Linked DNA regions of Homo sapiens: region 1 is linked to region 2. A link is a loop called in an ENCODE intact Hi-C map of the cell type or tissue named here. Cell type or tissue: chondrocyte. All regions are shown on one strand.

The links. Peaks named below come from ENCODE experiments on the same cell type or tissue, not always from the same donor. Only the 100,000 strongest peaks of a DNase experiment are listed, where the experiment ranks them.
Region 1: it touches region 2 in a loop (2.0-fold over the local background); 2 of 110 quality-filtered maps call a loop at or near these places.

The regions. Positions count from the first base shown.
Region 1 is chr11:85,940,382-85,942,881 of GRCh38, forward strand. No RefSeq gene overlaps it. Among named protein-coding and RNA genes, the nearest start is that of CCDC83, 86 kb to the left of the region's middle. In chondrocyte, CTCF peaks have their summits at 1,164 (motif pointing right) and 1,367; a DNase peak (open chromatin) is centred at 880.
Region 2 is chr11:86,393,616-86,396,115 of GRCh38, forward strand. It overlaps CCDC81 (coiled-coil domain containing 81), which reads left to right. Exons shown (of 15, transcript NM_001156474.2): 5 at 1,719-1,798. It overlaps LOC105369421 (a long non-coding RNA gene), which reads right to left and starts at 2,485. Exons shown (of 5, transcript XR_007062826.1): 1 at 2,405-2,485. In chondrocyte, no CTCF peak of the experiment used is centred here; no DNase peak of the experiment used is centred here.

The DNA of each region.
Region 1 (2,500 bases), 450 kb before region 2:
CACTGCTCAAGGAATTAAGAGAGGACACACAAAAAAAATGGAAAAACATTCCATGCTCATGGATAGGAAGAATCAATATTGTGAAAATGGCCATACTGCCCAAAGTAATTTATAGATTCAGTGCTATACCCATGAAGCTACCATTGACTTTCTTCACAGAATTTTAAAAAACTACTTTAAATTTCATATGGAACCAAAAAAGAGCCCGTATAGCCAAGACAATCCTAAGCAAAAAGAACAAAGCTGGAGGCATCATACTACCTGACTTCAAACTATACTACAAGGCCACAGTAACCAAAACAGCATGGTACTAGTACCAAAACAGATATATAGACCAATGGAACGAACAGAGTCTTCAGAAATAACATCACACATCTACAACCATTTGCTCTTTGACAAAGCTGACAAAAACAGGAAATGGGGAAAGGATTCCCTATTTAATAAATGGTGTTGGAAAAACTGGCTATCCATATTCGGGAAACTGAAACTGGACCCCTTCCTTACACCTTATACAAAAATTTACTCAAGATGGATTAAAGATTTAAATGTAAGATGTAGAATCATAAAAACCCTAGAAGGAAACCTAGACAATACCATTCAGGACATAGGCACACCCTAATTGAATGGCTGATGGTGGCCATACAAATGGTATGGAATGACACCAGAGAAATACCAGAAACTGTGAGTAAATGGCAGTTGTATACAGATTTGGTGCAAGTAATTTGGGAGATGGGTATATGGCAGGCTATGTTCGATCTGAATACCTGAGGGCCAGATGATGAACGCTTTACCTCCCACATGAGGGACCTTGTATTGGGCTCTGCCCCGCCAAGTGCCTTCGGCTCCCTGGCCGCTCTCCTCACTCCATATGTGGGGTGCCACATACTTGAAGTGACTACTGCCATGGCGGCCCTTGGGGAAGCAAAGGGCCATTAGTGGGACCTAGGAATCTACACCATAAAAAGGGGAACAGTACCCCTTCTGCAGGGTGCCACCTCATGGGACAAAAAGGGGCCCCAGTGGATGACCCACATGCCACCAGATATAGATTGATTTGATTTTGGATAGGGTTGACCAAGAGAAAATTGATAGGCAACCCAATGAAGTGCCGTTAACTTTGTAGAGGCAACTGTCCCTGGAGCAGCAATTCCAGAAAATGCCCAAGAGGTGGCAGGATGATGCTGCTCAGCTCAGTACCCCCGGCCACTCCATCTCAAGCACTACTTGCAGATGGATGGAGGTATAGAAATTTTTGTGTTTGATAAGGGAACTGGCCGAGGTGCTCGGCTTGGGGGAACACTGGACAACTGGAGGCCACAAGTGGAATTGACAATCCACTGGTCCCCCACCAACATACAGCGGGTGCTGGTGCTGGTAGACACTGGCACAGATTGTACTCTCGTCTGTGGGAACCTGGATAAATTTCCAGGCAAGGCTGCATATATAGATGGCTATAGAGGTCAGTCAGTGAAAGTGAAACCTGCATCTTTGCACCTTGGCATTGGCTGCTTGGCTCCCCACTTATAAACTATGTTTCTCCCATACCTGAATACATTTTGGGGGTGGATACTTTACATGGCTTGGCTTTACAAACCACGGATGGGGAATTCAGACTCCAAGTATGTGGGGTTAAGCTGGTACTCCACAGACATACACATCACTAGCTCCATGTCCTGCCACAACCCTTATGGATTACTTCCACGTGTCAATACCACTTGCCAGGTGAGCATACAGAGATAACTGAGACTATTAAGAAGTTAGAAAAGGTGCAGATAATGTGTAACACCTACAGACCCTACAATTTTCCAGTATGGCCAGTCAAGAAGCCTGATGGAACTTGGCAGATGACAGTGGATTATTGAGAACTAAATAAAGTAATACCCCTTTTACATGCAGCTGTACCCTCTATCATGGATTTGATGGACCCCTTGACAATGAAGTTGGGAGAGTACCACTATGTGGTGGACTTGGCCAATGCATTCTTCTCAGTTGACATTGCTCCAGAGAGCCAGGAAGTTTGCCTTCACATGGGAAGGGCAACAGTGGACTTTCACAGTGCTGCCGCAGGGCTATATGTGTAGCCCCATCATACATCATGGTCTCCTTGCCACGGATTTAGCCGCCTGGAAGTGTCCAAAGGGAATCCACCTATTCCATTATATTGATGATATTATGTTAACCTCTGATTCTCTTGCAGGTTCAGAAGTGGTGGCACCCCTTTTACAACAACATTTGGCAGCATGAGGTTGGGCAGTCAACAAATCCTAGGTCCAAGGGCCTGAACTGTCTGCCAAATTATTGGTAGTTATCTGCTTGGGTAAAACAAAGGCTATACCAGAGGCCATCACTGATAAAATTCAGGCATATACCCGGCCCACAACAATGAGGCAACTACAGACTTTTGTAGGCCTCTTGGGATATTGGTGGGCATTTGTACCCCATTTGGCTCAGATGGTAAAACCGTTGTGTCAGTTGACAAAAATGGGAACTACTTGGGATT
Region 2 (2,500 bases):
TCTAATTTGAGTCATGGAGTTTTTGAATCTTTAGCTTTTAATTTGCCATGTTGTAGAAGAAATTTCCTAATTGGCATCATTATTGTCAACCATTAAGTAGCTGGTGTGACCTTCATGCTAAGTTGGATACAGCAGAGTTTAAACAAATGAAATAGTCAATCTACCAGACTTACTGAATACTTAGTGTGCCTCAGGTACTCCTCTGGAAACTAACAAAGTAGACATGAATGAATTGAATTATTATGGAATGTTATATAATCCTATATCCCATAAAGCCAAACTCTGATTTTTTTAATGAAAAGGCTATTAATATCATCTCAGTCTACCCATTTCTCCTTTTATGAAGCTTTGGGATGGGGATTTAGGAAATGAAGTTGTGCATAATGAAACTCCTGGTGTTTTCTACACAATCTGGTTTCATACAGGATTGCTAAGAGGATTGCCAACCCTGTGTGTGGAAAGTGGGAAACACATGCAGGAAAAACCCTTGCTTTTCCATGAAAACACAAGGCAAGATTTGCAAGTCCATAAGCAAGGCCAAAGTGGCTAGCTCATCTCTAACCCTCAGGGATTCTGCTGAACTTTGTAGCTTCAATACGTGTTTAAAAGAGAAGACAGCATTTTCCTTGACCTGCTGAACTGTAAAGCACATCTTTTACAGAACGTTTTCCAAAAGAACTAGTCCTGAAAAATACTCTATGAAAAAAGGGTTTGGAGGTCAAAGCTGACTGAAAACTGCTGATCGAATCAGTCACCCTCATGGACAGAGGGACAGAGCACATCAGCATGTTAAAGGAGCTGAGAAGTCTGGCTGGAAAGCAGTCAGTTTAACTGCCTGAATGTATTTAATCATGGAATTGTAGGTTAATCCAATATCTCATTAGCTCTGTAAGACACATTTTGGAAAACTGCTGTGAAGTGGTGTGAGTGAGAGTTTATTCCCAAATGACCCGTAACTTAAAACTGTCTTGTAGGGTAGTCCCCTTGGAAAGCTGTGTGCTTATTTCAGTAATGCTGCTTTTATTAGAAATATTTTCTATACTTCTTTTTGGGAATTCACTTCAAAGGCTTTTGTAAGTGATAGCATTCATGCAAAAATAATAATTTTATATATTATTCTACAGTTAAAATGTGACAATGTGACTATTATGTTTACAGTTACATGAGAATTAAAATAGTCATTTGTTCAGTATTTACTATGTGCTAGCTACTTACATAGAGGACCTCATGGAAGTGCTATTAGATCCTTTTATTATCCCCAGAAACCTAGTGCCTAAGGCCACATGCCTGTTAGCAGTGTGGGGATTTGAACATGAGCCCACCTGACTCGAAAGCTTTTCTCTTAATTGCCTAATTTTAGTTATTTGGGTCAAGAGTGGAATTAGACAGCTTGCTCACTTTCCAGATATTTTTACAAAGTCTGCTATCTTCTTAAAGACATCTAAAAGAATCTGTCAACTCTGAAGGCAATTCCCTAAAAGGAAATGGTTTGAGAAAAGGCAACACCGAAAGAATTGCTGTGCAGCTACCCAGGGTGATTGCTCTGATGAATGAGATCATTCCTCATTGGATTTTTAAGCTCTGGACTTATAAGCGCTTAACATAAACAACAACAAGAAAAGTATCGTGGTAGCCTTGCCTATGAGCCTGCAGTTTTTAATTTGTCTGAGTCCTGGACCTCAGCCTAGATGTAACCTTGCTCTGTTGCTGTCCTCTAGAGGCCTGGCACTGTGGACTCGGTGTTGTCTAGCAGAGAGGCCTTGAGGAAGTGGCCCAGCAGTGTGCTTGCGTTTCCAAGGTGAGTGCTTTGCTTCACGGGTTCCTCTAGGCACTAGCACTCCTTGCTGATCTGCTGATCTCATTGGGCAGTGTTTCTCAATGTTTTGTAGCTCATGTTCCTTTTAATGTATTCTGTCTGTCTCTCCCTCTCTAAATCCACCAACAAAGAAGAGTTTATTGCATACACTTTCTGTAGTTAAGTTAAATAACAATGGACATTTATTCTTTTTTATCCCCCCTCACCGCGACGGAGTCTTGCTCTGTCACCCAGGCTGGAGTGCAGTGGCACGATCTCTGCTCACTGCAACCTCGGTCTCCTGGGTTCAAGCAATTCTCTCCTGCCTCAGCCTTTGGAGTAGCTGAGATTACAGGCGCACGCCACCATGCCTGGCTAATTTTTGTACTTTTAGTAGAGATGAGGTTTCACCATATAGGCCAGGCTGGTCTCGAACTCCTGGTCTCAAGTGATCCATCCGCCTCGGCCTCCCAAAGTGCTGAAATTACAGGCGTGAGCCACCAGGCCTGGCCCATTTACTCTTTTTTAAAACTACCCTTGGCTCCTGGAAATTCTGATACTACCTTCCATTAACCTTAGTCCCTGCAGTATTAGTAAAACTCTTCTCACCTGCTGAACTTTCCACTACTTTGTACCACTTCTTCTGCCCTAGCTGCTGCTTCTTCCTTCAGTTCAGCCCATTTCCTGTCCTTGCTCGGATTTTTA